Linked DNA regions of Homo sapiens: region 2 is linked to region 1. Evidence: read pairs that join two places in POLR2A ChIA-PET (ENCODE). Cell type or tissue: MCF 10A. All regions are shown on one strand. Links, peaks and the distances in the headings refer to the core of each region. The heading gives the core; the rest is flanking DNA. Region 1 overlaps LOC105377642 (a long non-coding RNA gene). Region 2 overlaps LRRFIP2 (LRR binding FLII interacting protein 2).

What was found. Peaks named below come from ENCODE experiments on the same cell type or tissue, not always from the same donor. Only the 100,000 strongest peaks of a DNase experiment are listed, where the experiment ranks them.
Region 2: POLR2A ChIA-PET joins it to region 1 with 12 read pairs; 4 of 35 experiments call an interaction of 5 or more read pairs at or near these places.

What each region holds. Positions count from the first base shown.
Region 1 is chr3:37,179,652-37,187,992 of GRCh38, forward strand. The region is part of intron 1 of LOC105377642 (a long non-coding RNA gene); the gene reads left to right. Among named protein-coding and RNA genes, the nearest start is that of LRRFIP2, 9.2 kb to the left of the region's middle. In MCF 10A, for the core only: no CTCF peak of the experiment used is centred there; a DNase peak (open chromatin) is centred at 3,920.
Region 2 is chr3:37,110,437-37,118,777 of GRCh38, forward strand. It overlaps LRRFIP2 (LRR binding FLII interacting protein 2), which reads right to left. Exons shown (of 28, transcript NM_006309.4): 7 at 4,618-4,659; 8 at 2,479-2,544; 9 at 555-629. Among named protein-coding and RNA genes, the nearest start is that of LRRFIP2, 60 kb to the right of the region's middle. In MCF 10A, for the core only: no CTCF peak of the experiment used is centred there; no DNase peak of the experiment used is centred there.

The DNA.
Region 1 (8,341 bases), core at 161-8,160:
TATAGCTGGTTGTGGTGGTCCACACCTGTAGTCCCAGCTACTCCAGAGGCTGAGGTGGGTGGAGCACTTGAGTCCTGGAGGTCAAAGCTGCAGTGAGCCATGACTACACCACTGCAAGCCAGCCTGGGTGACAGAGCAAGATCCTACCTCAAAAAAAAAAAAAAAAAAAAAAAAAAAGAATGCTGTGGTTTGTTGGTTAGTGTGCAAAATCTCACTTATGGCTAATTCTGGTTCTACATGGATTCTCCTACCCAGGGCACTCACCCTTTACTCCACCAGAGAATAAACAGGGAAAAAATGAAGGCTAAATTACTTTGTTCAATCTTAGTCTTGAGGAAAGGTTGATGAAAGGGGAAAATTTGGGACTTTGTGTAGGTATCAATTATGTTATGAGCACCTAATCACTGATTATCAAGTGACGGTTTTTCTGCATTATGTACTTACTATAAATGAGTAAAAAACATCCTTCATATTATAGCTTATTTAACAAACTATTATTTATCTGCTGTGTATCAGCAGATAAATCAAGCACCCAATTAGGTACTTGACACAGGGACAAAACAATCTCTGCTCTTAAGGAGCTAGAATTCCAGAGTTTCTGTTGATATATATTTTTTTAATGTTAAGCTCTCACTATGTGCTAGATAATTTGCAAATGCTAGACATCCGACGGGAAGCAAAAACAAAAATGTTTCTTTTTCTTATGAAACTGGTAAGTTAGACAATCTCACAAAAGTACCTTTAAAATCTAACAGGTATTACAAAGGGTAGGTATGTGCTGCCATGAGGGCATAAAAGCATTGGGACTTGACCTAACCTGAGGTATCAGAAATGCCTTCTCCTGGGAATAGATGTTTCAAGCCGAGATTTAAAAGTGCCTCAGAGTATAAACTACATGCAGAGGTGGGGGAAAGCAAGAAAGCACAAATAGACCTCATGATAGAAGCAACAGAGTCCCAGGGACTGAAATGAGAGAATGTGAGATGAGTCTGGAGAGTTAAGGGTCCACCATTCAGGGTCTTAGAGGCTGTGGTAAAGATTCTAATCTTTGTTCCGAAATCTGCAAACCAATCGAGTTTTTAGTGAGAGCAACATGATCAGATTTGTATTTTCAAAAGACCACTCTGACTTCAATGTTAAGAATTCATTCATGCATAGTGTCATGCACCTGTGGTCCCAGCTACTCGGGAGGCTGAGGCACAAGAATCGCTTGAACCGGGGAGGCGTAGGCTGCAGTGAGTCGAGATCATGGCACTGCACTCCAGCCTGGGCCACAGAGTAAGACTTTGCTTCAAAAAAGAAAAATTTTTTAAAAAGAATTCATTTTTGGCCAGGTGTGGTAGCTCACAACTGTAAGCCCAGCACTTTGGGAGGCCAAGGTGAGAGGATTGCTTGCGCCCAGGAGTTTGAGACCAGCCTAAGCAATATAGTGGGACCCCATCTCTACAAAATATAAAAAAATGAAAACATTAGCCAAGTGTGGTGGTGCGCACCTGTAGTCTCAGCTACTCATTCTTTAAATAAATGCATCCTGAAGGCCTGCTATAGACCAAATCCTACTCTGCACACAGAGCACACGGCAGTGGACAACAGACAAATTCCCTATCTGTGAGGATCTTACATACAATATACAAATCATAAATAAGATAATAGTGCTGTAAGAATATTGGAACAGGGTGAGAATGAAAGGGTAGGGTGGAGTTGCTATTTTATAAGCTTGAATCCTATGAAATTACTGATTTTTAAAAATAATTTTTGACCTGAGAATGACATTACACCTTAGGTTTGAATGGTTCAATCCAGTTGTGTGACATTAGGGTCATATGGTTCAACTTAATACTTGGAAGAGTCAGAACTAATGAGGTGATCGAAAGAAAGAGAAGCAAGCCATGTAAATACCTGGGAGAAGAGCATTTGAAGCAAAGGAACAGCAAGTGCAAAGGCCCTAAAACAAAAATGTGCCTGCCATGTTTAAGGAGCAGTAACAAGGCTGAAGAGTAAAGGACAAGTGGGAAGAATGGTAACAGAGGCCAGATCATACTGGTGACCATGGTAACAAATTGGCTTTTCTCCTTTTTTTTTTCCCCCTTAAGACAGGGTCTCACTTTGTCACTCAGGCTGGAGTGCAATGGCGTGCTCATAGCTCACTGCAGTCCTGAACTTCTGGGCTCAAGTGATCTTCCTGCCTTAGCTTCCTTAGTAACTGGGACTACAGGCATCCAGCACCACGCCCAGCTAAGTTTTTTTTTTTAAGAGATGGTATTTCATTATGTTGCCCAGGCTGGTCTTAAACTCCCGCCCGCAAGTGATCCTCCCACCTCAGCCTCCTAAAGTCTTCCAAAATGCTGGGATTACAGACGTGAGCTATCACGCCCAGCCTGGTTTTTCCTCTTTGAGTAAGCTAAGCCGTGGGAGGGTTTTGAGCAGAGGAACTACACATCTGCCATTATTTAAAGGAGTATTCTGTTAATGGTAGAATATAAGTGGTGGATGCAGAAGTGATTGCTGTAAAATTCTTTCAACTTTGCTGTGTGTTTGAAATTTTTCCTAATAAAATAATAGTTTAAACTGGTTATTGTGAATAGACTTTAGGGGAGCAAAGGTGAGAGCAGGAAGACCAGTTAGGCTATAACAATAATTCAGGTAGCAGTGGAAGTGGTAGGAAGTGGTTGGGAGCAGATGTGGTGTTTGAATTACAAGTCAGTAATTCAGAGGAAATACCAGGTAGGAAATACAAATGTATGAATCCACCTAAAGATTAGGAAAACAAGGACAAATGTCTTGAGAATTAAAAGAAAATGCTCAGAAGTGTACCCTAAAGCCTCTTACTCATGCTTTTGTTCTAGGCTGGTTTTGGTTGTAGATAGTTATCAGTTATTATATACTGCCATTCAGATTATTTATATGTATTACTGTCCACAACTCACTTGTGTTCTAAAGGGTTTTTTTTAATAATGTTCTTGTCTTCCCAAGCAGATTACATGCTTTTTGAGAAAAGATCTATTTTTTTGTATACACCCCGCAATGCCATATTCCTAGAAGGCATTTTCAATGTTCACAGAATAAAAATATTTGAATACAGAGCTTTTCATGTCTTTTGTTTTTATAAAACATCAATTTTCTTATAAATGTTTAATTTAGACACTTCTGAAAATGAAGGTAGAGTTAGAATTTTCAATCTGTTGCAACTTATGCCCATTTCAGGTCAGACAAATAAAGAGAGAGCCTTCTGGGGGGTAAAAAAAAAAAAAAAAAAAGGCCCAGGTTTGTGCCTGTAGTAGTAATGTCAGCTACCTCAGGAAGCTTGAGCCCAGGAGTCCAAGGCTTATATGGCACCACAATTGTGCCTGTGAATAGCCACTGCACTCCAGCCTGGGCAACACAGCAAGATCCTGTTTCTTTTAAAAACAAAACAAAACAAAAAAAACCCCAATCAGCTTTTCTCCATATTGGCTTATACTCAGACTTCATCATGTGGCAACAAGACAGTTCTCAAAAACTTTAGTTCTATATTCACTCCAGTCCAAGTCCAGCAAGAGATCCCTTCCAGTAGCTCCTAGATTCACTGAACCAATTACCTTGCTACAGTAATTTGTTAAAGGATAGAGAGTTACCTTCCCATCCTTTAACAAATTACTGTAGCAAGGAAAACTCTTGTGCTATGATTAGCCAAATTTGAGTCATATGCTTTACCTCTGGTCCACCCAAAGATCATGGACTATAGGAGAGGAGTGGTTCCCGGAAGAACAAAATGGAGTACTGTCACCAAAATATAGAAATGGATACTGATGGTGAAAACACAATGCTTACTACACCAACTAACTCAAAGGCCTATGCATTGTTTCTTCCTTAAGCTTTTGAAAGAAGTTAGTCACTGCCATGGCACTCACTTTGAATCTCTTCCAATTCCACACACAATACTGCATTTTTTCCCCTGAATCATCAGGCAGTCATATATTCAGTTGCCATTGAAAAGTAAATGCATGATTATGAAAGTTAACCAGCTGGAAGGGTCAGTATTTCAGTACATCACTTTTCAGGACACTCCCAACTGGTATTGCAGGTAGTTTCTTGTCCTTAAAATTCTTTCCTGTTGTCAAGCTACCTGAAACGTATTTGTCCTCGATACCCTAGGGGCAGGGTGGCTGATAACTAAGGTGCCTGGGAAACACTTCAGAAGCAAGTGACAATGAATTGGCTTAAGAAGCCAATTCATCTTTTAGATGGATATTTATACTGTAGAATCTTGAAAGGAAAATTTATCTACAGATATGTCTGTTTTCAGTTTCTTTTCCTTTTTGCACTAACAAGTTATTTTCCCCACATGACGTTTAATCTACCTTACAAAACATTTTTAACATTTTAGTTCAAAATTTGCTTCAGAAAATGGATGACTTTGGTGTGAAACGATTGTTGACTCTATTATTCTAGAATTTGGGATGGCGCCTCTAGTTTGCTGCTTCCTTGGACACCAAACATAACATTCTCTGTTCTAGGACGTGCTTCAAGTCGGTCATGAGACTGGCAGAAAATCAAACCAAACTAAATGAATGGTTGTTGAAGTTAATCTCCCATCCTGGAGCTGTGCATGCCATGGAGTAGCCAGCTTTTAACAGGCACAATCCTGATCAAAATCACTGCTCTGTGGTCCTGCTCATCAGAATATTATGGAAACTAGATTTAGGCCTGGTTTCCTTAAAAATAGATGTGATAATGAAATAATCATGTATTATAGCCATTACAATTTCTATTGTAGGAGAAAGTGGATAATGTTTTAACGTAAAACAGTAGGTTACTAAACAATATGTTCTAGATGAACATTTAACATTTTTGTTTTAATTAGCCAGGCATGTGTGATGACCTACGCCTGTAGTCCTAGCTACTCAGGAGGCTGAGACGGCAGGATTTGCTTGAGCCCAGGATTTCAAGGTTACAGTGAGCTTTGATCACATCACTGCACTCCAGCCTGGGTGACAGAGCAAGACCCCGTCTCACAAATAATAATACAAATACAGAAAAAATACTAGAAAACACACCCAAATGTTAAGTTTAAGGAATGGAACTATCAGTTATTTTATTTTATTTTTATTTTCAAAAATACTCAAACGTGAAATATACCACATCTGCGGCCGGGCACGGTGGCTCACGCCTGTAATCCCAGCACTTTCGGAGACTGAGCCGGGCAGATCACCCAAGTTAAGGAGTTTGAGACTAGCCTGGCCAACATGGTGAAACGCCGTTTCTACTAAAAATACAAAATTAGCCAGGCGTAGTGGTGCACGCCGGTAATCCCAGCTACTTGGGAGGCTGAGACAGGAGAATCATTTGAACCAAGGAGGCAGAGGTTGCAGTGAGCCGAGATCGAGCCATTGTACTCCAGCCTGGGCGACAAGAACGAAAGTCTGTCTCCAAAAAAAAAAAAAATTGTCTGTTACTGCTATGGTCTGAATGTTGTGTCCTGCCAAAACTCATATGTTGAACTCCTAACCCCCAAGGTGATGGTATTAGAAGGTGGGGCCTTCCTGAGGTGATTAGGCCATGACAGCAGAGCACTCATGAACAGGATTAGTGCCCTTATAAAACAGGCCTAAGAGACACCCCTCCCTGGTCCATAATGTGATAGTAGAATGAGAAAACAGCTGTCTATGAGGAAGCAGATCCTCACCAGACACTGAATCTGCTGGCACCTTGATCTTGGCCTTCTCAGCCTTCAGAATTTTGAGAAATAAATTTCAGTTGTTTATAAGCCACAAAAGCTATATTTTGTTATAGCAGTCCAAATGGACTAAGACAAATACCAATATGACAGAATCAAAATAAAAAACTAAAAATTAAATCTAGGCTGGGCTGTAATCCTGTAATTCCAATGATTTGGGAGGCCAAAGTGGGAGGATCACTTGAACCCAGGAATTTGAGATCAGCCTGGGCAACATAAGGAGACCTCGTTTTTACAAAAAAATGTTTAAAAATTATGCGCGTATGGTGGCACGTGCCTGTAGTTCTAGCTACCTGGGAGGCTGAGGCAGGAGGATCACTAGAGCTAAGGAATTTGAGATTACAGTAAGCTATGATCGTGTCACTCCAGCCTGAGTGACTAAGCAAGACCCTGTCTCAAAAAAAAAAGTCTAATTATGCTTCTTACTGCTCAAAACCATGGTAGATTTCTCTCTTGTCTTGCATACATTTTATTTTATTTTATTTTATTTTTTTTGAGACGGAGTCGCTCTGTCGCCCAGGCTGGAGTGCAGTGGCGCGATCTCGGCTCGCTGCAACCTCTGCCTCCCGGGTTCACGCCATTCTCCTGCCTCAGCTTCCCGAGTAGCTGGGACTACAGGTGCTTGTCACCACACCTGGCTAATTTTATTTTGTATTTTTAGTAGAGACGGGGTTTCACCATGTTACGCAGGATGGTCTCTATCTCCTGACCTCATGATCCTCCCCCCTCGACCTTCCAAAGTGCTGGGATTACAGGCGTGAGCCACGGCGCCCAGCCTTTGCATACATCATTTATTCTTCCATTTAAAAAAAAAAAAGCATGTACAGGGCTGGGTGTGGTGGCTCACCCCTGTAATCCCAGCACTTTGGGAAGCTGAGGCGGGCAGATCACCTGAGGCCAGGAGTTTGAGACCAGCCTGATCAACAGGCTGTAGTAGAAACCCCGTCTCTACTACAAATACAAAATTAGCCAGGTGTGGTGCATGCCCATAATTCCAGCTACTCGGGAGGCTGAGGCAGGAGAATCGCTTGAACCCAGGAGGCAGAGGTTGCATTGAGCCGAGATTGCGCCATTGCACTCCAGCCTGGGCAACAAGAGCAAAACTCCATCTTAAAAAAAAAACAACAGCATGTACAGATTGTACAGATGCTAGGAGTAAAATAAGTATACAGATACAGATGTGGTTACTGTTCCCCCAGAACTAACTGTCTAGAGGAGATATAACAAGTAAGCTAACAGAAACAATCCAGTATGTCACAGTCAATAACAGGGTTTCATGCATCCTCCATCAAAATACCTAAACCTTCTTTTACACATCAAATGCTGGCTTTGATAGCTAAGCTACCAAGCAAGTGAAACTCACACGCAGTGGTAGTGACTGTCAGTCATTGCTTCAGTTTAAGCAGCATCCCTGTGGTTGTCCACATGGTATGGGAGTGTTCAGTTATTTGAGTAGTGTTCAATTATTGGAATATTTATTTGCTCTTATTTTATGAAAATGCAGATGCAAATACTAGTTATAGGAAAAGTAGGTCTTATAAATGTAATCTGAATGACATAAAAATGGAAATCACTAGTAGGGGTGCCAGAGCAGTCAATCTTTAGCCTCAATCAGACACCAAAAATTCATTAAATAAAAGCCAGTAAACTGAGTAAAGGAAAAGGAGAAAATCAGAGAACAGGTAGAAAATCCTGGAAATATTGTTAAGTATGTTTAGAGATTTTGGTCTTACATTTTGGTTCTTCAGGAAAATATTTCTCTTTAAAGCAAAGGAAGTTTATTGTTCAATTTTTTTTTTTTTTTTTTTTTTTTTTGAGGCAGAGCCTTGCTCTGTCACCCAGGATGGAGTGCAAAGGCGCGATCTTACTGCAACTTCAGCCTCCTGGGTTCAATAGATTCTCCTTTCTCCTGCCTCAGCCTCCCAAGTAGCTGGGATTGCAGGTGTGCACCATCACACCCAGCTAATTTTTTTTTTTTTTTTTTAAGACGGAGTCTTGCTCTGTTGACCAGGCTGGAACACAGTGGCGCGATCTTGGCTCACTGCAAGCTCCACCTCCTGGGTTCCCGCCATTCTCCTGCCTCAGCCTCCTGAGTAGCTGGGACTAGGGGCGCCCACCACCACGCCCGGCTAATTTTTTTTTATTTTCAGTAGAGGCTGGGTTTCACCGTGTTAGCCAGGATGGTGTCTATCTCCTGACCTCGTGATCCACCCACCTCGGCCTCCCAAAGTGTTGGGATTACAGGCGTGAGCCACTGTGCCCAGCCAATACCCAGCTAATTTTTGTATTTTTAGTAGAGATGGGGTTTCATTATGTTGGCCAGGCTGGTCTTGAACTCCTGACCTCAGGTGATTCACGTGCCTCGGCCTCCCAAAATGCTGAGATTACAGATGTGAGCCACCATGCCTGGCCTATTGATAGATTTTTATTTTATTATTAATTTTTTAATAGAGACTGGGTCTTGCCATGTTACCCAGGCTGGTCTTGTACTCCTGAGCTCAAGCAATCTTTCCACGTTGGCCTCCCAAAGCACAGAATGTATTTTAAATCACTTATCACACCAATGATGTTAAAATTGACAAGTTCATAATGATACTAAGAAAATAAATTCAGGCCAGGTGCGGT
Region 2 (8,341 bases), core at 218-8,217, 69 kb before region 1:
TGTGTGCCATACACTTAATGTGTCTTAAATGTATGATGTGTCAAATGCCTTTAAAAAAACAAGAGATTCTAACATTAAATAATTACATTCTTCTCATGCCACGTGTTTACATTTTTATATGTAAGCTTTTTTAAAAGGGTACCCACTCTGAAGTATATGGATGCTTACAACTTATTTTGAAATGTATCAAAAACTAAGATGAATTGATGGTTAGAGGGTCAAATAGATAATTATGTGATAAAGGAAATATAATGAATTATATAATCTAAATGATAGGTATGTGATGTTCACTGTATTATTCCTTGAACTTTTTTTGTACATTTAAACATCTTTATTTAAAAATGTCTTTAATGGTACTGATTTATAAACATGATGACTGAATAGTTCCCGTTGTTTAAAGAGACTCCCACAGACTATATAAATTCAGTTACCAAAAACTAGTATATACGTAGCCATTTACAGATTAGTTACAGCTAGTCAAAATGCAAAATGGGGAGATTAGAAATATGTTAAAAGTGAATCAAACACATAAAGCCAAAAAAGTTTAGACAAACCCGAGTGTAGTAGGCAGAGGTGGGTTTGCTATGTCTAAGACTGCTATAGTTTCTCTGGTCAAAGTAGAGGCCACTCTGCAAAAAGCAAAATTAAACACATTTTTCTTAGGCTAAATGTTAATAACCTAACAACACACAAAGGCAAAACTGAACACAAAAAGGCAAAATATGATATTGCCAAATCCCTTCTTCTCCAAAATGTTTTTAAATCATCATATCACATTAAGTCAAAGTGACAATTATTTCAAGCCCCTAAAACAAAGACATTACTAAATTTTTAAATTTAAAAACAAGACAATAAACCCTCAGAGAAAATGGAATGAAAACAATTTATTCTCATGCCATACTTAAGAAAGTCCTTGAACACTCCTGGACAACTGAATAATTACCAGTTTTACAATCCATCTGGCAAAGCCACAGAAGTTATTAAAGAGCTATGTATTTGGTTCCAAACATTTCCTAGTCCCATTACTTGTCAAAATAAACTGACAAATTAAGTTACCAAAATGAAAGAGAGAGTACGATAAATATGGTTTGATCTAAAACACTTACGGCAGGTTCATTTATACAATGTACAAAATAAACAATAGTACACATTATAGCTAATTGAGGGAGAGAAAACCATCTATAAAATTCCCTTCCCAACTTCTCTAGCCAACTTTTTTACTCAAGGTTAAGCAAATTTAGGCAATCTCTGACTTAAAGACTCCATCAGTGTTGACAGTGGAGTTGAGGACATCCCTACTCCCACCCCATCCCTACCACCCCTAGCCCTGCCTTCCCACACCGCTCCTCACTCCCCACTCACACCCTCAACTAGGCACCTAAGGCTCACCTCTCCCCAGAGATCCCAAGACCCTACCTTCCAGGGCCTCTCGTTAATTTCCTCCCCATTACATTCTCCCTTCTCTCCTCCCTTGTACCAACCAAAGCCTTCCAACCCTCTCCCCGTTCAACCCATGGGAACCCTGAATTAGCAAGGAGTTGGGACTGCACTTCCTTTGCCAGTACTGTTGCAGCCTAACAGGAAATGGGTGTTTCCAATGTACCAAGTGGGCATTCTGGAGACATTATTTTCCTCACAGAAATTTGTTTAGCAGCCGGGCACTGTGGCTCATGCCTGTAATCCCAGAACTTCGGGAGGCAGAGGCGGGCAGATCACCTGGCAAAACCCCATCTCTACAAAAATACAAAAATTAGCCAGGAAGAGTGGCACATGCCTGTAATCCCAGCTACTTGGGAGGCTGAGGCAGGAGAATCGCTTGAACCTGGGAGGTGGAGGTTGCAGTGAGCCGAGATCGCGCCATGCACTCCAGCCTGGGAGACAGAGCGAGACTCCATCTCAAAAAAAGAAAAAAAAAAAGAAAAGAAAAAAAGAAAAAGAAAAAAGAAGTGTTGTTTCACAAAGTGACTAGAATAAAGAGTATATTAATTCTGCAGTTTAATTACATTATAGGTTAAAGAGTTTTCAGCAAGCTAGTATGGAAACTTTGCCATTACATATTTATTGAAGAAACTAGAAAATGCATTCCAAGTTCCCAAAACACAAACTTTTAGAATGAAACCTATTTGTGAGTTTAGTTACGGCCCATAATACCACAACTAAATCAATTCAAATTCCTAAAATAAGGATGAGAATCTTACTAAACCTATTCTTGAGGTATATTCCAAAGGACAATTAATAAATGAAAATACTTGTTAATGAGCTTCTTGTGATATAGTACTAACTCTGGCTGCTAGGGTTTGCATATGTTAATACTAAAACTTGCAAATGAAAACAAAATTATTTTTAAATTTCTGATAAATCATGTTTCAGCAGATTATCAAGTTTCAATAATGTCCTAGTAGCACACCAAAGCAATCATAATCCTTAAGTTCCTAACAGTACTTCGTGAATTGTGATATGAGAGACAACAGAACTAACCAGTAGGTCTTTATGAGAATCAGAAGACCTCTTCTTCATTCCATGAGAGTGACTGTAAGAATGATTCTGGAAGTAAATATTCCAAGTTAACTTCAATGATTGCATAGCGAAGTTATGAAAATAATAAAATTCATCTTCAAATTATATACACAAAGGTCTATATGAGATACACAATAGTTTACATGCAATTTATTTCCCAAAGGTTAGTAAACAATTCACTGCACTTTACTAGCTAGTCTACCTGGCCTCTCTACACATCTGCATTCCTCCCTCACCTCCCTCTGTGCCAAGCATCTGTGTGTCTGGCCAGCTAAAGAAAACTTGATTAGAACTAAGAACCAGGCAGAATATTTGTGGAGACCTTCACACCACACTTGAGTCCCTCTGACTTCTTTTTTTTCTTTTTCAATAGAAACAGGGTCTCACTCTGTCACCCAGACAGGGGTATAGTGGTACAATCATGGCTCACTGCAGCCTAGAACTCCTGGACTCCTGCCACAGTCTCCTGAGTAGGTAGGACCACAGGCATGTACCACTACACCCAGCTAATTTGGGGTTGGGGGAACAGGTAGAGACAATGTCTTGCTATGTTGTCCAGGATGGTCTTGAACTCTTGGCCTCAAGTGATCCTCCTGCCTCAACCTCCTGAAATGCTGGGATTACAGGCATGAGACACCACTCCTGGCTAAGGGTATAGGTAACAAGATAATTCATTTCCTTCTATAGTCTTCCTTACCTAAAGGTCAAAAAGCAATCTTTTGGAACAATTAAAACAGGACTGAGAGAACAAAGAACATGACATTAAACTGTCCCAGACAGTACTCTTAACCCAAATTAGTGAATCCACAGTATGTAATGCTCAGGAGGAAAACAACCAACATGGTATGGATTGCCCAGCATACCATAAATGGTCACCTTATAAAAGGGTCCCTTGAAGACAGGATTGTCTCAATACCTAACTTTTCCTAGGAGTACACAGCCAAGTACATATGGGGAAATTAAGGCTAGCAATACTACTAAATAGGTAAATTGGTAGATAAGAAATCTAATCTAGGTACGTACTACTTGCCTGAAATAAGAGAGTGTGGCTAGAAGTGCCCTACCTATCAAGAGCCAAAGGCAACAGACTGCTCTAGGTAAACCATCTCACATATATATAGCTGTATTCCCAATCAATGATTAAAAACTCATTTTACTTTTTTTTTTTTGAATATGCATCTTTTTATACATTACTCTGAATATTTTAAGAGATGTCTATGTAATTTAGAAACTCAGGCAACCTATTGACAAAATATTAACCCAAGAAAAACAAGCTATAACTTAAATTCCTTGGTTAATGACATACCATAAAAAACTAACCAAATCAAACCAAAATGTTTGGACATAACTGATGTCTTAGGTGTCCTCTAACACTACTGGATGTTTTCTATCTAGCAACTTCACACCTGCCAGCTTTGTGACATATGACATAAAACACAATTTGGGCTTGTGCTCAACATGAAGACAAGTTTCTAACAGTGTTAGAATGACAATGAGTATATGTTAGGTGGGTGGCTCATCATTTTAAGAAAAGATATATTACTACCAGCTGGGCATGATGGCTCACATATGTAATCCCATCACTTTGGGAGGCCAAGGTGGGAGGATCACTTGAGACCAAAAGTTCGAGACCAGCCTGGACAGCATAGCAAAACCCCATCTCTACAAAAAAAATAAAACAATTAGCTGGGCATGGTGGCACATGTTTATAGTACTCGCTACTCAGAAGGCTGAGGTGGGAGGATCCCTTGAATCCAGGAGTTCAAGGTTGCAGTCAGTAAGCTATGATTGCACCACTGCACTCCAGCCTGGTTGACAGAGAGGGACCCCATCTTTAAAATTAAAAAAAAAAAAAAGATATTACTACCAATCCTAGTCCTCAATAGATAAGAATAACTTGTGTCTAATTCTGAAATCCTAAAGAAAAAAATTACTATTCATGCCACAACCACAAAACATTAGCTTTTTGCTTTGTTAGTCACACATTTTCCCCAAAAGTTCATAACAAAGCCATGAAAGTTAGTCATATTCTATAATTAGCATCAACAGATGTTTATAAAGTAAAATTCCACATATAACACAAAGTCATGTGCTACATACTAATGATGAAAGTCTTGATGATCTATCCTTGAACATATCATACTGGGTTTCAGCAAAACATGAAAGTTGGTTTGTTTCCAAATTCAGAAATATAAAGAAGAGAAGAAGTAATATTTGAGGTTATTTTAAAAATCCAGCACTATTTTAAAATAAAAAATTATTAAACATGAAAGCTAATCCAGTTGAATTAAAAAATATTCTTCCTCCTACTTTTTCCTAGTATAAAGTATTGCTAAACTGTATGTATATTCAAAACTGTATGTTTATTTTTCTTTTAAACAACAAAATTCATAATCAGTAATAGTGATATGATTCAATCTCAGTACACTATAGCACAAAACATCCTAAGGGAGCCTTTAAATACAAGAATTAAGCATTCTAAAGTCAAAAATGCTTTTTAAGAAAATTATTATCACTTTTAACATCATTTCCTATTGTTTGAAAAATGGCAAAAGCAAAGGATGAACAGGCAATGAGGCAAGCTGACATAACAAGCATGGTCAAGCTTACAAAAGAACAATTGCAGCACCAAGATGGGGAACATTCCCTTGGATCTGCTTGTGAACAAACACCTAAGAATGTCCTTCCTCAAGAAAATGCCGATTTCTCATTTTGAGAAATCTGGTCAATGTGTGAACTGCACAGTATACATACAGGTGTGACACTGAATATAAATCAAAGAAAAATATACAAAACTCGTAAGACCAGAACACCCACATTTCATGTAGGATCCTTTTTAAAAGTAAGATATGTAATACCACATTTCAAATCCAGGGAAGAAAAACTAAATAGTAACTACATAGATTTATGGTTTTCACACATCGTTTCTTAAGCATTCTAGTTTATATTTTTAAGCTGTCTACCCAGAAAGTCATATACAAAACAAATAAAAGCAATGAACAAGTTCCTCAGGTAGTTTAAATACTAATTGTTTGATAAAAATATCTTTCTTTTCCAACTCTTATATTCATTTAAAATTTTAAGCAATACTATTCAAAAACCCAATCTAAAGTAACGTTTTCATAAGGATAGGTTGCAATTCATCAGTAGTTCATAAAATCAACTTAGTAGGGTCAACCAGCTTTTTTTGAGACAGGGTTTCACTCTTTTGCCCAGGTTGGAGTACAATAGCTTGATCATAGTTCACCGCAACATCGAACTCCTGGGTTCAAGTGATCCTCCCACTTCAGGCTCCCAAGTACCTGGAACTACAGAACTACAGGAACATGCCACCATACTTACCTAATTTTTTTTTTTTTAATTTTAGGAGATGGGGTCTTGCTATGTTGCCCAGGTTGGTCTTGAACTCCTGGGCTCAAGCAATTCTCCTACCTCAGCCTTCCAAAGGGCTGGGATTACAGGCAGAGGCCACCGTACCCTGCCCTCAACCAGCATTTTAAAAACTAAACTAGAAGAGAAAATATTAGAGGGTGTTGTGCAAAGTAAGTGCAAATATTATTTTGTGAAACTTTTGTTTCAATAATGTATTTTCTATACTTTTACATATATACAAATCCACATGCATGAATCTTCATGTGTATACTGACTTATGGTGTAAAATGTATTTCTTGTTGTAGAGATCACAATTTTTAAAAAGCTTAAAATATATTAGAAAATCAAAGTATATAATCTAGTTCTAATAAGACATTAAAATAATAGTTCAGTCAGAATAAAGCCCTTCCATTCATGCCTAATGAAATGGTCATTTACAAAAAACATTGCAGAAACCTCAAAAAATAAATTCCATAAGTATCAGACTAAGTGGTACCATTTTACCACTGGTATAAATTCATTGAAAATGTTATTGTAATAAATACCAATTTTATTGGAGCAAAATATCTGTACCGCATGCTTTTCTTATATTATCCTGAAACTAACAGAAAACACAATAAAAAATATTATTATTGCATGTGTAACAAAATCTTGTTACAAAATTTTCTAAAATGCGTAATAGTATGCATTTAAACTGTGTAGTAGTAAAATGTCACTTACCATGGAGAGACACTTCCCCAAAAATAAAGTTGCTTCTCTATAGAAATTTCTAAATTAAAAAAAATCTAACCCTTTTGTTTAAAAAAAAAAAAAAAACCTCCATGACCAAAACATATTACTCAAGTCACACATTCTAGCAGATAAGCTATTCCATCCTCCAAATAAGGTAAGTTCATGGAAAAGAGTAGCTGTCTTTCCTCTTATCATCCTCTCTATAGCACCAGTGGCATTTTACACAGGCATAGGATTTAACAAGCCAAACTGGAAATAACCTGTTTCAATTTTCCTTTTCCAAAATATAATGTAGAATTCAGCTGGTTTAAAAAAAAATGTTGAATCTATCTGGTAGGAAAATCCATAATTTGGGCATACCAATTTCTACTAGAACAATGGGCAAACAAAAAAAGTCACCCCAATAAGTAAAAGTTGGCCTTTATATTGTTGTAAAGAAAAGAAAGATTCATCAAAGGAGGTAAAAGTGAAAATAGTAAGGGCTCATTTCCAAATTTTTGATGCTATAACCATAGAGAAAAAAGAAAATTTTTTTTAACTTTAAAAGTTAAAAAAAAATCCAAAATTTGCTATTGTAATCTTTTAAAGAAATTTTAACTGTCAAACTTGCCTGAAAGTTTTCATTAGGAAACAAACTAGAAAGAAAGTACATACAGTGAACAAAGTTCAGCAAGTGTCAATCTCTATTAGAATGTACCTATTACTCAAATATCAAGGACACTGAAAGTCAAAAGTGAATGCATAACACTAATACCACACATTTTCCTGGGCTACACACCATAGTGTCTTTCCTTTTGGGTGTACTGGCTCTACTCCAAAGTGTCCCAGTTATATCCTTTGATGGGTTCTTCAATAGAATTAAACAGTGTAATAGTAAATAATAAAACACAAAATTGTAAGTATATTTTAAAAATTAAATTCATTAAAATTATACCAAGGCTACTGGTATATAAATAGTAACTAAATACATGCAACAGTAAAAATCTCCACCAATGAGAAAAGGCAATGTATCCCTACTGCTCTGATTCAATCAAGATCACTTTTTCTTCGTTTTTATGCTGTGGCACAATCAACGCTCACTGCAGCCTCGACTTCCCGGACAGCTCCCACCTCAGCCTCCCAACTGGCTGAGACCACAGGCATGCAGCACCACACCCAGCTAATTTATTTTATTTGTATTTATTTATTTTTAGTAGATACAAGGTCTCACTACTTTGCCCAGGCTGATCTCAAACTCCTGGGTGATTCTGCTGCATCAGCCTCCCAAAGTGCTGGGATGAAAGGCGTGAGCCACCGTGCCTGGCCAAGATCACTTCATTTTCTAATTTTGGATCTTTACCTTACTGTCTTCTTGTATTTCAATGTATAAAGCAATGACCAAGCAGCTACTAATGTTCTGCACTATTAATAATCCAATCATTATACAAAACTAATAGACACAGATTGTTTCAATTCTAAATTCCTAACTTTGATTTAATCTTCCCTCCCCCAATCCTACCATTCACAGTCTTGAACTACCTTTGCTGTTTTTATTTTTATACATAATGTCTATAGCACTGACACCAACATTTCCAGCCCATATAGCTTCTGGTAAGCCACCTTTCAAAAAGATAGTATATGAAAGTTAATTGGACAAAAGGAGAAACCTAAAGTCCTAAGAATGCAGCATAAGACCATAAATATATCCACCTCACATTCAGGTACTGCTAATGTTCAAACA